Regions from separate parts of the Homo sapiens genome. Here all the other regions are linked to region 1. A link is an interaction called in ENCODE POLR2A ChIA-PET data of the cell type or tissue named here. Cell type or tissue: GM12878. All regions are shown on one strand.

Region 1 (5,000 bases):
GAGCTCCCGGCCGGCCGAGCGTCGCCGCCGGCCCAGCCCTTCTCGCGCCCAAGTCGCCGAGCCCCGCCCGGACGGCCCAGACACCATGCGGAGGGTGAGTGCGCCGTCGCCCCGGGGTGCGGGGGCGGGGGCGTGCGCCGGGGTCCTCCCAGCGGGAATAGTGAGGGTGCGGCGGGGACGGACCTCGGCGGGGAGCGCGGTCGCCCCCGGGGGACTGAGGAGGGGAAGGGGCGCCGCGGGGACCCCGGGCCCGCACTCTTCGGGGCTGCGCTGGCACGTCGGAGCCCTGGGCCCGCGCTTGCGAGGTGGGCTGCGCCCGGCACTCCGCCCCACGCCTGCTGGCGAGCCCCTTCTCCGGCTCCCCTGACGCCCGCCTGGCTGCCAGAATTCTGCCCAAAGCCCCGGTCCTTCTTTGGGAGCCCGGGCAGCTCTGCTGGGCGTCGGTGGGGCTCCCTTGGCGCACACCCCAGAGACGGAGCCAGCCCCAGGTCCGGGCCAGGTGGGCGACAGGTCGAGGCCGGGGCTGGGGTTGGGGAGAGGAAGGATGCCTGCACTCCGGCATTTGGAAGGCGCGAGCCTCCTCCAGGCACGGCCCGCCGACGGCGCGCAGCTCCTGGCCTGGGGCGCCCTCGGGGGCTGCGGCTGCTGCTTTACCGGCAGGTGCCAGGGAGCCCGCGCTCACCCCCACCCTCCAGCCAAGGCTGCCTGTGGAAAAACGAAAAATAAACAGGCTCAGCTGCAGTGGCTCTTCCACCTCCAGGGACAGCTTGGGGGACTGGTGCTGCTTGTTGTTAGCCCCGGAGAGAGCGCAGGCCCTAGTGCAGCTCGTTCTTACTTGTCTGGGGAAGTTAATTGACACGAAGATGCTGGCGACTTTGTAAGTTACCAGACCCGTTTGTATTTTAACTTTGGAAATGGAAGGTGCTTTAATCAAATACAGGATCTCAGCATTAATATGTGTGGAAAAGCAGTAGAGGAAACTTAAGGAAATCCTATTGGGTACCCTCCACATTGTCCCAGAACTCCTAAGGCCACCCTGAAGACAGTTTACGCGCCAAGGAAGGGGTGGAGGGGTATTTTCTGAAGAGACAAGGCTGAGAAGAAATGGAAGAAAACCAAACCAAAACAAAACAAAACAAAAAAAAAGAAGAAAACAAAAACGGAATAAGACTCTCCCACCAGAGTCCATGCATTTCTCTAGGTTGGAACTTGAGGTTGGCTTGTTGTAAGGTACGTAGGCGCCTATTGCTTTGGTCATCTGAGTGGCCCTTTCAGAGATTTCCGCCTCTCAGCGGCTGGGCTGCTCCCAAGGGAACTCGGGCCCCTTTTGGCTGGTGGTACCAGAATTAAGTGTTCTGTGTGTGTGTGTTGAAGGGGGTGTCTTTGGAGGGAGTATAGAGCAAATGTGAATTGGCCCCAGCTGCCCCTGGAAAGTCTCTCAATGAGCTGACACGGAAATTTACCTGGCTTATACTTTTGGAGCTAGTCCAGACCTGCTCAGGTGTTTCTGGGGAGAACAGGATTCCAGCCAGGCTGGCCAGCTAGTTTGGCATGCAGCAGAAATGGAAACTGGCCGTGGTGAGGTTACTTGTTTGAACTCCAAATTCAGGGGTCAGCAACCTCCTTTTACTCTCAGTGCCTCAGGGTAATTAAAGAAAAGAGCCTGGATGGGATCCGTAGAAATGCGTGTTAGAGGGAGAATCACGATTTGGAGATGGAGGGCATTGACCAGAGTATCTTAACATGTGATCTGCCTACTACCTGCCTTAGGATGAAAGAGGTGGATGCTTGCTGCAAATGCAGATTCCTAGGCTTTGTTTCAAACCTAATGAGTTAGAATCTCTGAAACTGGAGCTTGGCAATCTGCATTTTAAATACTCAGCCCCCACCTCCATAAGACGTGTATTAAGCACCTACTATGTGCAGGCGCTGTTCTGAGCTCTAGGAATACTGTGAGGAACATGACATACAAAAGCCTTGTTCTCTTGGAGGCCGCATTCAAACTGAGAAATCAGATAATAAAGTAGTAAACAAAGGTACAAATAATGTAGTTTCAGATAGTGATGAGTGCTATGAGGAAAATAGAGCAGGATTTGTGCCCAGGTTTGCTGGACTCCAAAGCCCTGGCTCTTGACATTACACTCTGTTGCCTACAAACTTTTTGTTTCTGCCCCAGACCCTGTCTGGTTCTGGAGAAGCATATAATTTGGCAGTTTGGCAGATGCATGTGGCAGCCCTTCAACTGTGGCAGATCAGTAACTGCAGAGAGAGAGTGTGCAGACACACTATTATAATCAAAAGTAATTACTTTCCTTTGGTGTCCTTGAATGAAAGAGAAGGTGTGTAGGGAATGTACAGAGTAGGAGCACAGAAGATGCCCAGTATTTGGGTTGCTCTGAAGAGAGAAGCTGTGGTCTGAATGTTTGTTGTCCCCGCAGTTCATATGTTGAAATCCTAACCCTCAAGGTGATGGTATTAAGAGGTGGGTCTTTGGGAGGTGATCAGGTTACAAGGGCAGAACCTTATAAAGGAGGCCTCAGAGAGCTTCCTTGTCCCTTCCATGATGTGAGAAGACACTATCTCTGAACCAGAACTTGGGCCCTCACCAGACGCTGAATCTGCTGGGGCTGTGATCTTGGACTTTCCAGCCTCCTGAACTGTGAGAAATGCATTTTTGTTGTTTATAAGTCACCCAGTCTATGGGATTTGATTGTAGCAGCCCAAATGGACTCTGACAAACGGCTAATGTTGTGCATACCATGCTGTCCAGGGCTTTGAACACCAGAGAACCCCATGGTTGGGTCTTCTTTCACGTCTTCACATGGCTCCTTCCTATTTCCTTCATTATTTTTGAATCCAAAATGAACTCTTTCCATGCAAGCCAGGAGTTACAGAGGATTGGTTGCTTTAAAAAATTATTTGTGTTAGAAAAAGTTAGAAAGCAGTTGTGGGAGAATAATTATAATGGTAGCTACTTTTTTTTTTTTTTTTTTTTTTTTTGAGGCAGAGTTTTGCTCTGTCACCCAGGTGGCAGGACGGTGGCACCATCACGGCTCACTGCAGCCTCTACTTCCTGGGCTTAAGCGATCCTCCTGCCTCATTTTTTAATTTCCTGTAGAGACGAGATCTCACTATGTTGTCCAGGCTGGTAGCTACTATTTATTGATTATTTTCTTTGTGCCACGCATCTACTGGCTTCCTTCATTTTCATAACAACCTTTTAAGTTAAAAATTAATAGGTGATACATTTACATAGTATAAAATTTAAAAGCTATCAAAAGCTTACAATGAAAATAAGCCTTCCTATTCTGTTGCCCAGACAGCTAGTTCCCTTTCCTAGAAGCAATTGCTGTTAACTCATCTCTTCTGTCCCTCTAGAAATAATCTATGCATATATAAGCAGTTATATATTCATGCTTTTCATTTTTAAAAGCACAAATGGTAGCATATAAGTATACTCTTCTTCACCACGCATTTTTCTCTCATACAAGATTGGTATTTATAGATTTATGAAGTTCTCTTTATATATATATATATATATATATATATATTTTTTTTTTTTTTTGAGACAGAGTCTTGCTCTGTTTCCCAGGCTGAAGTGCAGTGGCGCAATCCTACCTCACTGCAGCCCCAACTTTCTGTGCTCAAGTGATCCTTCCACCTCTGCCTGTGGAGTAGCTGGTACTACAGGCACGTGCCATCACACCCGGCTAATTTTTTTTATTCGTAGAGATAGGGGTCTCACTCTGTTGCCCAGATTGGTCTTGAACTCTCCTTAGCTCAAGGAATCCTCCCATATCGGCCTCTCCAAGTGCTAGGATTACAGGTGTGGTGCCACTGCGCCCAGCCCCAAGTTCTCTTTATAGCTGTAAATGTGAATATGCAGGCATAACTCGAAGATGTTGCAGGTTTGATTCCAGACCATCCCAATAAAGTGAATATCTAAATAAAGTGAATCAAACAATTTTTTAGTTTCATAGTGCATATAAAAGTTATGTTCATACTACACTGTAGTCTATTAGTATGCAATTGCATTGTTTAAAAAAGCACACTGTATATATTTTATTTTATTTTATTTTGAGGTGGATTTTCGCTCTTATTGCCCAGGCTGGAGTGCAATGGCGCGATCTCGGCTCACTGCAATCTCCGCCTCCTGGGTTCAAGCAATTCTCCTGCCTCACCCTCCTGAGTAGCTAGGATTACAGGCATGCACCACCACACCTGGCTAATTTTGTATTTTCAGTAGAGATGGGGTTTCTCCACCTCGGTCAGGCTGGTCTCGAACTCCTAACCTCAGGCGATCCGCCCGCCTCGGCCTCCCAAAGTGCTGGGATTACAGGCGTGAGCCACCGCGCCTTGCGGCACACTGTATATATTTTAAATAAAAATACTTTATTGCTAAAAAATGCCAGCAATTGTCTGAGCTTTCAGTGAGTCATAATCTTTTTGCTGGTGGAGGGTCTTGCCTCAGTGTTGAAGGCTACTTACTGACTAGAGCGGGGTGGTTGCTGAAGGTTGGGGTGGCTGTGGCAATTTCTTAAAACAACAATGAAGTTTGCTGCAGTGATTGACTCTTCCTTTCATGAAAGATTTCTCTGTAGCATGTGATGTTGTTTGATAGCATTTTCCCTATAGTAGAACTTCTTTCAAAATTGGAGTCAATCCTCTCAAATCCTGCCTGTTATCAACTAAAGTTATGTAAAATTCTGATTCTTTGTTGTTATTTCAACAATGTCACAGCATCTTCACCAGGAGTAGTTTCATCTCAAGAACCACTTCTTTGCTCATTCATAAGAAACCTCATCCATTCAAATTTTATGAGATCGCAGCAATTCAGTCGCACCTTCAGGCTCCACTTCTAATTCTGGTTCTCTTGCTGTTTCCAGTGCAGTTCCTTCCTCCACTGAAGTCTTGAACCTCTCAAAGTCATTCATAAGAGTTGGACTCATCTTCCAGACTCCTGTTAATGTTGATATTGTAAATGTTCATATTAAGAATGT
Region 2 (5,000 bases), 130 kb after region 1:
TCAGTGGAGAGTTGGCTTAATGCAGTATAAGGGCGGCATACAAACAGGTTTGAAGTTGCTTGCTAAGAGAATCCAGGAAAATAAGTTATCTCTTTAAGTTTGTTCCACCTGAGTGAGCCAACGCCATCATGCTCATGTCCAGTGGAGTCATTAGCAGCGCCTTAAAGAAGAGAAGCAGGAGTGCCAGGAACTGCCTGGCTCCTGCTCACCCTGGATTTGCCAGGATTCCTGCCTTCTGCCCTCCCTGCGGGTCAGCCCCGTTCAGCTCCATTGCCATATGCACTGAGTAACTTTTCATCCTCTGCAGTCTCCTCATTGCCTTTCTCAGGCAGCAATTCATAGCTTATGTTGGCTTTTCTCTCCTTATTTTCAAAGCTTTCTCTGGGTGGAAAAAGCAGGATATTTGGAGTCAGTCTGGGTTTGAATCCTGACTTACCAGCTAGGAAATTTTACTTAAAAGTGGGGATCATGAACAAGTCTATAAATTTTTGTGTGATGAAGTCTTGTTTCCTGTGAAGCTGTTTATTTTCCACCATTAACGAAGGATGTTGTGTAGTCTCGGTGCATCTAGGAGGACAAAACTGGGAGTCTTGGGGATAAAGTTAAAATGAATTTAAAGCTAAAGTTCAATTGGGGCTCTGTTTGTTTTTTTAAATTGTGGCCGGAAATTAGCCTCTTTGAGGTTTTTCCAGATTTATTTTCATGAACAAGTTAAATTTCAAATTGTCAATATTCAAGAAAACATGACAATGTTGTTGTTTAATAATAATAAAAATAAAATGACTCCAAAAAAATGGGGATCACTAATAACCTTGTCCTAAGACTACTGAGTTTGAGATATTATAAGTGCAAAATGGTGCATCTGTAGCTGCTTTAAGCCTTCATTAGCTCCCCTTTGCCCATGGAATAAAATCCAAGCCCTCTTAGATTAAAACTCGGGGTCCTCAGTCCCTCCCCTTGTCTTCCTTCCCACCCCCATTACCTCCCGCCCAATACCCCGGCTCCAGGCCACCTCTCACCTCCCTGCATCTGCTTTACACCGGCCCTTTGCTCAGCTAAAGGGTTGTTCGTTGTTTAAGACTCAACTGAGCAAAAGAAGCCGGGACAAAAGTGTACATCAGAAGATTCTGTTTTTATGAAGTCCAAGAACACACAAAACTAATCTGTAATGAAAGAATTCAGAAATCGGAGAAGGGGGAGGGATTGATAGGAAAGGGATATGCTGGAACTTTCTGGGGGTGATGGAAGTGTTTTAAACCTTGTTTTTGATGGTGGCTACACAAACATATGCAGTTGTTGAAACTTATGAAACTGAATACTTAACATCTGTGCATTTTGTTGTATATTAATAATACCTTTCAAAAAATAAGTCATGTACATAATCTTCTCCAGAAAGCTTTCCCAGGTGAAATTTAGCCTCTCTTTATGTCCCCAACTCCGTGCACTCATTTCTGTCCTTGCATTTAGTACACTGCATTGTAAGTGTCTCCTTTTTATGGGTTCTGTGCTCTTTTAGTCTGTAAGTTCCTGTAAGGATTCAGACACTTGCTACCTGTGGAACCTTGGGAATGCTGCTCAACCTTAACCTGTCTATGCCTAAGTTTCCTAATCTAAAAATGGGAAAATAATAGTGTTTCCTACATGGGGTTATTTTGATGATGAAATGAGGATATGTATGAAAGGACCCAGTATGTAGTAGGCACTCAGTAATTATTAATCCTGTAACAGGGCAGAAAATGTATTCACGTTACACTTAGTGCAAAGAAAGGATAGCTTTATTTCTATAGCTAGCCCAATCCTCATTTGAGCCCCTCTTTTCTCCTAAGCAGGATAGCAGAGGAAAACTAAGTTTTATTCCAGTCTGATAACTCTGTCTCATCTAACAATTTAAACACCTAATAAATTATTTTAGTAAGTATTGATGAGAACAAAATGCATATCACTCGTTTTCTTCAGGTTCACTAAGAGCTTTCTGCAGTACATTGATTTAGAAGGTAATGCACAGTTTGAACCATTTCTGATTCCAGAAAACAAACAAACGTGAAGAAACCCTACTGTCTCTTGGCAGTTTGCAAATAGGTCATTAGTATCAACCATTATTATGCAGGAAAAAAAAAGTGAGCAAACCTTTTGACCTGAGTGTGGAAAACAAGATCTTTCCCCTGATGTTCAGTATGAAGAATGCCCACTCAAGAGCTGGGGGCCTCAGGCAGGAAGAAGATTAATCATGTAGCACCTTCCACTGTGACTTGACTATGCTGCCTATTCCAGTGGACTCCAAACAAGTGTGCAGATTAATAATTCATGCTGGCAATGACTTTGACCTCCCTGAGTCGTCTCCCTGATTAGCCAAACATTTAGTCATGGCCATAGATAAAGAGTAATTAAAAACTAAGGTCTTCTTTCTAGCCATCTCTGCACCCAACTGTAGATAGATACATCCTGGCCTCTGGCTGAATGTCCTTAGGTTGAATCCTTTTCCTTTAGCTTCACCCTACTGCATTGATTATTTCCTGTTCTGATTGCCAATCTGCAGTGACGTGTTCAAACCATGCCTGTGGGTACAGGAAGGTTACCTGGTGTGGGCTGAGAGTTGTGGTCATGGCCCTCCGCCTATCCAGATTCATTCAGATTCTGTACCAGCCTCTGAGGAGTGTGTGGGTGTCAGATAGGCCGGGTATCTTATGTGCCACAGGCTTGGACAGATCTCTGAACCTTCCTGAACCTCAGCTCCCTGGGCCTCCAAACCCAGACCAATAGTTTCTGCCCTGCCTGCCTCACAGGGGAGGAAGTGACAATACTTGGTAAATGTTTACAGTTGAAAACACATTTAAATGTAAATTGTTTTTGAAAGGGCAGATACTGTGTGATATCACTTATATAAGGTACCTGAGAGGAATAAAATTCACAGAGACAAAAAGTAGACTGGTGATTGCAGGGCCTGAGGAGATGGGCTAGAGAGTTGTTGTTTCAAGTTGTTGTTTAATGGGTACAGAATTTCAGTTTGGGATGATGGCTGTGTATCAGTGTAATACCACTGAACTGTACACTTAAAAATGGTGCACATGGGCTGGGCGCGGAGGCTCACGCCTGTAATCCCAACACTTTGAGAGGCCGAGGTGGGTGGATCACGAGGTCACGAGTTCAAGACCAGCCTGGCTAAGATGGTGAAACCCCATCTCTACTAAAAATACAAAAATGAGCTGGGCGCGGTGGCAGGCGCCTGTAATCCTAGCTACTCGGGGCAGGAGAATCGCTTGAACCCGGGCAGCAGAGGTTGAGTGAGCCGAAATCGCACTGTTGCACGCCAGCCTGGGCAATAGAGTGAGACTCCGTCTCAAAAAAAAAAAAAAAGAAAAAGAAAAAGAAAAAGGTTCACATAAGCTGGATGTGGTGGCGTGCACCTATAGTCCCAGCTACTCTGGAGGCTAGGGCAAGAGAATCGCTTATGCCTGGGAGTTCAAGGCAACATAGGGAGACCCATCCCTTTTAAAAAATGGTTTAAATTGTGGTGTATATTTTACTATAATTTTTAAAAAATGTTAGTCGTCGGCTGGGCGCGGTGGCTCACGCCTGTAATCCCAGCACTTTGGGAGGCCGAGGCGGGCGGATCACAAGGTCAGGAGATCGAGACCATCTTGGCTAACACGGTGAAACCCCGTCTCTACTAAAAATACAAAAAATTAGCCGGGCGCGGTGGCGGGCACCTGTAGTCCCAGCTACTCGGGAGGCTGAGGCAGGAGAATGGCGTGAACCTGGGAGGCGGAGCTTGCAGTGAGCCGAGATTGCGCCACTGCAATCCGGCCTGGGCTGAAGAGCGGGACTCCGTCTCAAAAAAAAAAAAAAAAAAAAATGTTAGTCGTCTTAATGTTCCCATACCTGCAAGTCTTCACAAGCTAACCCCGAATAGCATCCTTCCTGCCACTCCTGGTCCTTAGAATAGGATGCCAAACCCTCAGTCTCCTATGGCTTTCCCTCCTCTGAATGCACTGGTTGAATGGAGATGTTTGAGATGATCAAGTCTGTATTGAGCCCTGCCTTGGGTCAGGCACAGGACATACAAAGATCAATAGATGCAGTGCCTCAGGTCTGGTGTGGGATGCAGACCAGTCAACGGGGCATTTTGATACAGTGTGGGAGAGGCTGTGATGGGGTGGCCAGATTCTGTGGGAGGGCAGGAAGGCTTCCTAGGGTCCTGAAAGGCATATTGGAGTTAACCAGACCAGGAAACTGTCAGAGGCACAGCCGCTGCCTCCATTTCCCTAATGCTCCATTTACTCTCATCTCTGCCTTTGCTGGTGCTCTTCCTTTGGCTAGAATCCACCCTTTCCTTTCTTTCCCCATTAAAAACCCCCTCATCCTTAAAGTGCCAGCTGAAGTGCTGCCTCCCTTCTGGAGGCATTCCCTCCGCCCAGCTGGAATGACTCTCCCCTGCTCCTGAGCTCCCACAGCCCCCTCTTAGGTCCCCATTCAGCACATGTTTCATTCTGTCAGGTAATCCAGCTCTTTATATTTCTGTCTCTCTTGTTGGATGAATTTTGGGACTTTTATAGTTCCAAGTAAGAAAAACCAACAGGAACCAGCTGCAGCATAAAAGAGTCATTTATCAGAATACAGGGTGTCTTCCCTGGACCAAGATTGTTCCTGGCTGTCCCTGCTCATCTTTCCCCTTTCTCTGTCTGCTTCCAATCCACGTGGCAGAAGCAGGTGACATTCCACAAATTCCAGGTCTGGCCCACTTTTACCTTTCAAGAGCTCAGCCCAGGGAAGGTTTCGATGCTACTTGGGTCATTGATCACCCCTTGACCAATTAACTGTGGCTAGGGAAGCAGGATCACATGTACACACGGTGGGGGGCAAAGCCCATGTGCCTTGGGGAAGAGAATCCCTTAAGTCAGCGTGAGCTGAGTTCTGTAGCATTGAGCACTGCAGACTACTCAGCCCTTATAGCCCTCTTCCCTGGCCTTCCCACCCTGCTCCCCACTCCACCTCCCCTGTGG
Region 3 (5,000 bases), 190 kb after region 1:
TGTAATCCCAGCAACTGGGAGGCTAGAGGAGGAGGATCGTTTGAGCCCAGGAGTTTGAAACCAGCCTGGGCAACATACCAAGACTCTGACTCTAAAAAAAGTTTTAAAAACAAATCATGATGGGATTGATCTTGTTGGTTTTGAAGGCTGAGAATGTATGTGTGTTGGAAGGGAGTGGGGAAGGGAAGGATAGTGTTGTGGTGATGAGTTGGGGGTGGCAGTTCTTGCCAGGATCTCTTAGAACTTTGTCACTTCCCAGTTACAAGTATATACAAGGAATACTTAGAAGAAAAGTAACACAAAAAAGGCACCAAAGTTCTCAGAGTAGTTCTATCAAGACGGTGGGATTAGGGACAGTGTTTCATCTCCTTTTCACTGTTTTCCCTTGAACTCCATCCAAGATCCTCACCAATGAACTCAGTTTAAAAATTCTACCGCCTCTTGCTTGTAATTTATTTATTTATTTTGTATTTAGAGACGTAATCTTGCTATGTTGCCCAGGTTGGCCTGCAGTACTCTTTTACAAGGTTCAAATTACTTTGTCTAGGATTTACTAAGGAAAAAACACACGTTAAAAACAACGATGACCACAAATAATATCCCTGCTGACGATGTTTCCCTGGGTGTTCTTAATGTGTTTTCACAGGATATCCCAGATAAAGCAAATGCCTTTCTGTCCTTGAATATGGTTAAGTACAATGCATCCTGCCACAGACTGTATTATATTTTTTTGGCCAGATCCAACCTCTCAGGTTCTTCCAGGAAATGTGTTTCTAAAAATTTCCAAAGCCGGTATAGAGAGTCCTTATGTGCCCAGATACACAGATTTGTAATTAGCAATAGCTAAAGGGTTGTTTTTCATGTTTTTGAGAAGTTATCTGAAGCTTCAAGGGCTATTAGAAGTCAAATTATTCTATATTTCCAGTTTGGTTATCAAATCTCTTTATTTTTATTAGACAAAGAGTGCAGTTACTCTCCTAACCATCATCCTTCCTTATCCCCAGCAGCACTACATGGTAATTAAACCTCCTGGTCCTACAAACTAAGACTATTTCGTAAATGTTTGTGGAAACTTGCCAATTTATTATTTACCTAACCCAGTAAATACCATAGAATATTTTTGAAATTTCCTATTACATCCTGCTTTAGGGCAAGTATATTGATTTTTCTCTAGGTTGTAAGTAGAACACTATTTTATCTAAAGAGACAGATGCAATGAATTTAACATAAATATAGGGAATATCATAATCACAGTGTATTTCTTGAATGAGTCAAAACAGAATTGAATGAATGTTTGATTAGTACTACAAAGACCCTCTTAATCTCCAGGCATTTCAAGAGACTGACCTGAGTCTTGAGTATGAAATCCTGCAGAAAAAGTAAGAACTACTTGAAACTAACAACATAGAAAACTGAACTGAATTCTTGAATGTGTCTAAAAGTGAGTACCTCTGTGAGCTCTGGCAATTTACTTAACCTCACTGGCCTTCAGTTTTATTGGCGGTTTAGTTACCCTCACTGGCCCTCAGTTTTGTCATCTGAAATATTAGATAAGTTGATGAAAACTATAGAGGTTTTTTGTTCTGTTTTGTTTGTTTGTTTGAGGCAGAGTTTTGCTCTTGTTGCCCAGGCTGGAGTGCAATGGCGCGATCTCAGCTCACCGCAACCTCTGCCTCCCAGGTTCAAGCGATTCTCCTGCTTCAGCCTCCCGAGTAGCTGGGATTACAGGCATGCGACACCACCCCCGGCTAATTTGTATTTTTAGTAGACACGGGGTTTCACCATGTTGGTCAGGCTGGTCTAGAACGCCCTACCTTGTGATCCACCTGCCTTGGCCTCCCAAAGTGCTGGGATTAATGCTGTGAGCCACTGTGCCTGGTCGAGTTATTGAGAGTATAAAGGGACTGTAGGGATTTTCTAATGTCTCTTTAAAGAAAGCAGGAGTGCTAACTCTTATTTTATTTCCTTTTCCATTATACTCTGCTGAACTTTCATTACTTCCAAATCAAAAAGTTGATAATTCTAACTTTAAAATTAGTTGTGGTGGCTCATGGCTGTAATCCCAGCACTTTGGAAGGCCAAGGCAGGTGGATCACGAGGTCAGGAGTTCAAGGCCAGCCTGGCCAATATGGTGAAACCCTGTTTCTACTAAAAATACAAAAATTAGCCAGGCATGGTGGTGTGCGCCTGTAATCCCAACTACTCGGGAGGCTGAGGCAGGAAAACCACTTGAACCTGGGAGGCAGAGGTTGCAGTGAGCCAAGATCGCGCCATTGCACTCCAGCCTGGGCGACAGAGCGATACTCAGTTTCAAAGAAAAAAAAGGTAGTTTCAAAATTGTGAAACCAGGCACAGTGGCTCATGCCTGTAATCGCAGCAGTTTGGGCGGCCAAGATGGGAGGATCCCCTGAGCTCAGGAGTTTGAGACCAACCTGGGCAACATGGCAAAATCCCATCTCTACCAAAAAAAAAAAAAAAAAAAAAAAAATGGCGTGGTGGTGTGTGCTTGTAGTCCCAGTTTTTCAGGAGGCTGAGGTAGGAGGATCACCTGAGCCCAGGAGGTCGAGGCTGCAGTGAGCCACTGCACTCTAGCTTGGAAAACAGAATGAGACCCTGTCTCAAAAACGAAACAAAACAAAATCGTGGTGACTTTGGAAGCAGAATCACACATGCCTGTCCACATTCCACATCCCAGGCCTACTGAGCCATCTCTGAGGATCTTTAGATCAACAATCCAACAATTGTGGTGATGGTTGCACAGCTCTGTGAATGTGGTAAAAACCACTGCATTGTACATTTTAAATAGGTGAACTGGATGGTATGCGAATTATATCTCAATAAAGCTAGGTCAGAATTCTTTTGTTGGAAGGTGATAATGTTACTGGAAAGGGGTCCCAATCCAGACCCCCAAGAGAGGATTCTTGGACCTTGTGCAAGAAAGAATTTGGGGTAAGTCCATGGAGTGAAACCAAGTTTATCAGAAAGAAAAGGAATAAAAGAATGGCTACTCCATAGGCAGAGCAGTGGCATGGGCTGTTCCACTGAGTATATGTATAGTTATTTTTTGATTATATGCTAAACAAGGGGTGGATTATTCATGAATTTTCCAGGAAAGGGGTGAGCAGTTTCAGGAACTGAGGGTTCCTCCCCATTTAGGCCATATAGAGTAACTTGCTAACATTCCATGGCATCTGTAAACTCATGGCACTGGTAGGAGTGTCTTTAGCATGCTGATGCATTATAATTAGTGTATAATGAACAGTGAGGACAACCAGAGGTCACTTTCATGGCCTTCTTGGTTTTGGTGAATTTTGGCCGGCTTCTTTACCACAACCTCTTATCAGCCGGGTCTGTGTGACCTGTAAATTGTGCCGACCTCCTATCTCATCCTGTGACTTAGAATTCCTAACCTCCTGGGAATGCAGCCCAGCAGGTCTCAGCCTCATTTTACCCAGCCCCTATTCAAGATGGAGTCGCTCTGGTTCAAATGCCTCTGACAATAGAAACCAACCCAAGCCAACTCAAGTGAGAAAAGAAAGTTCACAGCCCGTGTCACTGAAAAGTCCACACTAGATATCCAGGCATGACTGGACCCAGGTCTTAAGCATTCGCATTAAATCCTACACTGTCTCCACCTCTCAGCCCTCGTTCCTCTGCAGTAGCTTCACTCTCAGGAAGGCTTTCTCCACAGGTGGCCCCTGGCAGTTCTCAGCTTAAATATTTACCGATTTATCAACTCCAGCAGAAGCATCTCATTCAGCAAAAGTACCGGAATGAAGTGTCATGGATAGCTTGGGCCATATGACCATCCTATACTAATAAATGCTCACATAGCACTATGTGCCAATTCTATTCTTGTAACATCCCATTGATGGGGTTCAGAACACACTACCCCAATATATGGCAGTTTGGCATACTGCATATTTTAATCTGAAGGAATATGAGAAAATGCAGACACAGGAAGGTCTCTCTGACCTTTCCTCTACCCTTCCCTTCTGAAGCACATCATAAAATCTAGGACAGATTTTCTGAGCTTCCCTTGAAGAGGGTCATGAAACACTCATGTGAGAGTTGCTTTCCCTATATTCAAAGGGAAGGAGCATCCTTATCTCTGAAGACGATGGGACACAGAGAAGAATCCAAACAGGCCTTGCTAAGTTCCTCCAGGTCACTGCACTCACCTTGCACCCTTTGCCCTATCATATTTCTCCACCACCATCCTCTTCATCAACCTACTATGAAAAACACTCAGGTTTAATTGCTTCTCTATGGTTTCCTCTCTTTATGAAGGCTGCTGTGTCATGTAAAACATATTAAATAAATTTGTGTGCTTCTCTCTTATTAATTTGGCTTTTATTACAGGAGCACTAGCCAAGACACCTAAGATGGATAGAAGAAAATATATTTTTCCCCCTACAGCACTTTATAGATGAAAAACTTAAAACTTGAGGCACACAGAAGTTAAGTAACTTGCTCAGGTTCACACAGTAGTAAGTATTGGAGCTGGGGATTTGAAACTCAGGAAGTCTCTGCCTTTAGAGTCTGTGGTTTTATTGGTCTTTAATGCTATGCTGGAGCCAAGGGAAAGAAATGTTCAGACTGGCCAGTGCTGGAGCAGATTCTATATTTACAACCTCATTCTCTCCTGACATCCTGTATTCTAGACCCTTGAGGGATGGATGTGTGTCATATCAGATATTAGTGAATTTTAGAAAGCAGGTTTGTGAGCACCTTCTGCTTCAGAGACTGCAGCTGTTTCTGCATCATATTCATCATTGCCAATGTCAGCCTGACTGTAGCCATTTGAAAAGAAGCCTCAGAGCTTGTAATAAAGCAAAACTGAGGCTTCCTGGCCCCAGAATCAGGACCATGTCAAGATTCTGGCCTCTCTTAAAGAAAATTATTACCAGTACACAGCCTTGGGAAGAAACAATAAAGTAACTGGTGCTTCATCAGCAATGAGAAGTAAAATGAGACTAGCCGGGTGCAGTGGCTCACGC
Region 4 (5,000 bases), 1.5 Mb before region 1:
AAGGGAACTCTTTACTATTTTTCTGTAAATCTAAAACGATACTAAAAGTTCACTTTTAAAAAACTGCTTCTGGGCCGGGCGCAGTGGCTCACGCCTGTAATCCCAGCACTTTGGGAGGCCAAGGTGGGCGGATCACGAGGTCAGGAGATCAAGACCATCCTGGCTAACACGGTGAAACCCTGTCTCTACTAAAAATACAAAAAATTAGCTGGGCGTAGTGGCGGGCGCCTGTAGTCTCAGCTACTTGGGAGGCTGAGGCAGGAGAATGGCGTGAACCCGGGAGGGGGAGCTTGCAGTGAGCCGAGATCGCACCACTGCACTCCAGCCTGGGCGACAGAGCGAGACTCCATCTCAAAAAAAAAAAAAAAACGAAAAAAAAAAACTGCTTCTGTAATTCTGATGCTGCCAGATTGCCATTTTGTACTACCACCTAAATGTGCAACAGGCCTGTTTCCCATAACCTCAGCAACTGAATGTGTTGTCAGACTTTTTGAGTTTTGCATTTGATAGATGAGAACTGGTTTAACTCAGGTTATTGTATTTTTCTCATTATCAATGACATTGGACATTTTTTCATATGTTTAAGGGGCATTTTACGTTTTTTCCCTTCTTTGAATTCTCATGTCCTTTATTTTTCTCTTAGGTCATTGGTCTTTGTTTTCAGGAATTTTCTGTTGGGAGATTAGCCCTTTATTTGTGATGTGGGTTGCAAATATGTATATTTTAGATTATGTTTTTTCATGCATAACTTTCGACTTTTATATGGTGAAGTAATTTTTTCTTTTATGTTTTTGGATTTTGAAATATATTTAGAAAAGTCTTCACCATTCCAAGGTTATAAGGAAGTTCATCCACATTTTCTTCTAATACTTGTGGTTGTGTTTTTCACATTTGGATTTTAAAATTTGGATCCTTCAGTTCCTCTCAATCTTTGAGGCATTTTAAATGCTTACCCCTTGCTTTCTGGTTATACCTGCATCAGCATGGTTGTGGCCATATAGGTGATTCAGATGACTTATAGTAAAAGAAATACTTAGGCATTTACTCTCAGTAAGAAGTCTCAACTTTCTGATTACTGATCATGATTATTATAGTAAATGGAAACTCCTTTAGAGTTTCTTTTCACTGTTAAATTGTATATTTTGTAGTATTTTTTCTACTGATTATCAGTATTGTGGATTATTCATGTATCAATTGGTTTTTTCCTTATCCTGTTTCTTATAGGATTCCTTTTTAGATTATTAAACCTGTCTGTGATCTGTTTCTCATCTTCCTTAGAACTCCTACTGGTTTTATGGTCCTCTGATTACTAAACTCTATTTTATAATCTTCAGAAGTTTAATTAGTAGGCCAGTTTGCTGTTTTAACTCATTAAGAAACTGGCCAGTAGTGTCAGTGGATACTGCCTAATATAGGGTGATGATTTATCTTAACCTTTTATAACAGTATTAATATTTTCCCCACATTGCTTGTGATGAGACTAGTGTCACTGAACTGAGCTTGTAACAGACATTTGGGAAGCTGTCTGGTGGTACTGCGGAATTTTGGCTGCTGGAAAATACCACCAAAAATTATCTGTTGAGTATATTGCTTATAAGCATTTGTAGGGGGCCATGTGGGTGTTGATAAGAATGGCAAACCAGAAAGGAACATCAAAGTTGGAGTGTTTATTATTGATGTTTTGGAGTCTGGTTTAAGTATTTCAAAGCTTTATTAGAATTAGGTGAGGATCATGATATAATAGTTTGATTGGACAGACATACCAAGGTAAGAGTTTTGAGGTAAGCTTTTTCAGTGTCTTAGAAAGTGAACAATCATTTGCTACTATTTATTGAAAAATTGAATAGTCTGATGTTGGTTTATATGGGTTTTTTGGGAAGTTCCTGAAATGAACAATGAAGTTTTTTGTAGCTCTTATCTGCCTGAGCAGGAGTTTCCTGGAATAGCAAAGTCATGTTGTTGAAGACAGCTGTATAATGATAGTTAATATAGATTGTAAACTTGGTGTAGACAGTTTCAGTTCTCAGTGTCCATTTAGAACCACAAGAAACTTGAACATGTATTTATAAAAAGTCTGATTCTTAGGCTCATTTGCAAAGACAATGCATTCTCTTGGTGAATAGTTTGACTTTCAATTTTTCCCCTGGGGAATGAGGCCTGACTTTAACAATTAGGTGTCAGACATGCCCAAGTAGGCAGTTGGATAGGTGAGTCTGCAGCTTAATAAAGAGGTCAGGATCACTGTAATACCAGCAGTTTGGGAGGCCAAGGCAGGTGGATCACCTGAGGTCAGGAGTTTGAGACCAGCCGGGCCAACATCGTGAAACCCCATCTCTACTAAAAATACAAAAAATTACCCAGGCGTGGTGGTGGGTGCCTGTAATCCCAGCTACTCAGGAGGCTGAGGCAGGAGAATCACTTGAACCCAGGATGCGGAGGTTGCAGTGAGCTGAGCCCAGGATGCGGAGGTTGCAGTGAGCTGAGATCGCGCCATTGTACTCCAGCCTAGGCAACAAGAGCAAAACTCTGTCTCAAAAAAAAAAAAAAAAAAAAAGGTTAGGATCAGAGATGGAAATTTGGGAGTCACTGTGTGTAGATGTTGTCCACCCAGAATGAGCTTGCCTAAGGAGGAAACATAGAAGAAAAATGCTTGTGCCAGGACTTAGGCCACACTGGTGTGTGTGTATGTGTGGCTGAGGGTGGGGTAAAGGGGTGGAATAAATCTGCAGAGGAGTGGCCAGAGAGGTTGGAAGAAAACCAAGATATTGTTATAGAGAAGCCAAGGAAAATGTGTTTAGGATAATGAAGGACTGGTCAAACTCCTATAATTATAGGCAAGGAGCAGTGAAGATAACTGGTGTAGGTTAGTTCAGGAAATTTCTACCTGAAAGCTCTATGTTTAACTCATTTTTGTGTACATATGTATACACACAGGCACACTGTATGGGTTAGGGAAAGGGTCATCATATAATTGTGGATGGTGGAGATGGTTTGAAGTAGACATTGGGGAGAGTAGGAGACCAAGTGCAGCAGAGAAATATAGTAAGATTATTGGCCAGTGTTGAGGCCCATTTAGGTTCGCTGATCAAACTGTTCTGTTGTGTGACTGTTCAGCAGTGCTGAGATGAACTGGTGCTGATGTGGAGAAAGTCTTAGGTGGATTAGGATTGGGATGGACAAGAATATATTTGTGCATTACAGTAGATCCAAGTATATGTACCTTTCTGCCTTTGGAGTGGCTGTAGCATTGTGTTGTTTCATTTATTTCTGATGGGCTCTTCTCATGACCTCACTTGCTTGAAAGCTTACTGCTTGACTGGTATTCAGCCCATCTGAACTTACTTTACTTCTGTGGAGAAGTAAATTAGTTCCCCCCTTTTCCTGGTTTCCACAGAGTCTTGAGATCTCTGATGTTGCTTCTTAGGAAGAAGGGGCATTTGACTAAATTTATAAAGGAAGTATAAGAATTTGCCAAGAGGTCAGAGAATGGGATGAAGGGGAAGGGGTTAATTGTTCCTGGTAGAGGGATATGCTTGTGCAAAGTTAAGAGGCCTGAGCAAAACACCTTAAGGGAATAGAAGCTACAAATAATTTCTTTGAGGCAATGAAGCACTCACTGTGTATCTCTGGAGATGGAGCTGAAAAGTAGTGGGGTCAGAACACAAAGTTCTTGTAAGGCTAGGTGAAGAATGACCTGTTGGCCCCAGAGATTAATTTTTACTTAACAATTTTTCTACGCATGTACAAAATAACGGCTGTTCACAGAACTATTCAGTTCATGACATTCTTCACCTAAGAATTGCCTAGTGGGAAAATGTGTTTGCAGATTAGTTATCTGAATTTGATAATATTTTCATAGAAATAATTTTACCAATTTGGCTGCCGTGTTGCTCCATGAAAGTTACTTAATTTCTCATTTTGGCTGTTAATGGGGAAAGAGGGTTAGTGATATGTAGCTTGCAATTTTATATACAGAACATAAATCAGATGTTCATAATTTGGGAGTATACAGTGGCAAAAATAGTATATGTTAAATGCTTACTGTGTGCTAGGTACAATACATGCATTCTGATTTAGATCTCACATCCTTTTGGAGTAATTGTTTTTTGTTTTTTTGAGACGGAGTCTTGCTCTGTCGCCCAGGGTGGAGTGGTCTTCGCTCTGTCGCCCAGGGTGGAGTGCAATGGCGCGATCTTGGCTCACTGCCACCTCCACCTCTCAGGTTCAAGCGATTCTCCTGCCCCAGCCTCCTAAGTAGCTGGGACTACAGGGGCACACCACCACGCCCAGCTAATTTTTGTATTTTTAGTAGAGACAGGGTTTCACCATCTTGGTCAGGCTGGTTTTGATCTCCTGACCTTGTGATCTGTCCGCCTTGGCCTCCCAAAGTGCTGGGATTACAGGCGTGAGTCACTGTGCCCAGCCATTGAGGTAATTGTTAATTCTTTTCTCTCTCTCTCTTTTCTTCTGAGATGGAGTTTTGCTCTTGTCACCTAGGCTGGGGTGCAATGGCGCAATCTCGGCTCACTGCAACCTCTGCCTCCCAGGTTCAAAGTGATTCCCCTGCCTCAGCCTCCCTAGTAGCTGCAATTACAGGTGCCTGCCACCACGCCCGGCTAATTTTTTGTATTTTTAGTAGAGACGGGGTTTCGCCATGTTGGCCAGGCTGATATCCAACTCTTGACCTCAGGTTATCCGCCTGCCTAGGCCTCCCAAAGTGCTGGGATTACAGGCACTTTGGGAGCCACCGCAGCTGGCCTGTTAATTGCCTTCTCTGAAGAGAAAACTAAATGCAGTTTTCTCAGTGTCATACTTCTCACTGTCTCTCTAGTGTTTAAATGAAGGAATCAGGATTTGAACCTAGGTTAGGCTTACCCTAGGACTTATTCTCAGTTTCTCTTAAAGAAAGTGAACTTCCTATGTGCTATAAACTCTTTATCACTAGTGCCAAAGTTGTGTGTACCATAATTAACATTTCACTGTAGGTGTTAATTAAATGT

Evidence for each region. Peaks named below come from ENCODE experiments on the same cell type or tissue, not always from the same donor. Only the 100,000 strongest peaks of a DNase experiment are listed, where the experiment ranks them.
Region 2: POLR2A ChIA-PET joins it to region 1 with 5 read pairs; 2 of 35 experiments call an interaction of 5 or more read pairs at or near these places.
Region 3: POLR2A ChIA-PET joins it to region 1 with 8 read pairs; 3 of 35 experiments call an interaction of 5 or more read pairs at or near these places.
Region 4: POLR2A ChIA-PET joins it to region 1 with 14 read pairs; 1 of 35 experiments calls an interaction of 5 or more read pairs at or near these places.

What each region holds. Positions count from the first base shown.
Region 1 is chr12:94,868,734-94,873,733 of GRCh38, reverse strand. No RefSeq gene overlaps it. Among named protein-coding and RNA genes, the nearest start is that of MIR492, 37 kb to the right of the region's middle. RefSeq lists silencers at 1-419, 480-599 and an enhancer at 2,714-2,783. In GM12878, a CTCF peak has its summit at 7 (motif pointing right); DNase peaks (open chromatin) are centred at 2,470 and 2,725; H3K4me3 peaks cover 4,330 bases; H3K27ac peaks cover 3,474 bases.
Region 2 is chr12:94,740,997-94,745,996 of GRCh38, reverse strand. No RefSeq gene overlaps it. Among named protein-coding and RNA genes, the nearest start is that of MIR492, 91 kb to the left of the region's middle. In GM12878, no CTCF peak of the experiment used is centred here; no DNase peak of the experiment used is centred here.
Region 3 is chr12:94,683,097-94,688,096 of GRCh38, reverse strand. No RefSeq gene overlaps it. Among named protein-coding and RNA genes, the nearest start is that of TMCC3, 35 kb to the right of the region's middle. RefSeq lists an enhancer at 4,752-4,841. In GM12878, no CTCF peak of the experiment used is centred here; no DNase peak of the experiment used is centred here; H3K4me3 peaks cover 297 bases; H3K27ac peaks cover 497 bases.
Region 4 is chr12:96,373,065-96,378,064 of GRCh38, reverse strand. All of the region lies in intron 1 of CDK17 (cyclin dependent kinase 17), which reads left to right. Among named protein-coding and RNA genes, the nearest start is that of CDK17, 25 kb to the left of the region's middle. In GM12878, no CTCF peak of the experiment used is centred here; a DNase peak (open chromatin) is centred at 2,089; H3K27ac peaks cover 368 bases.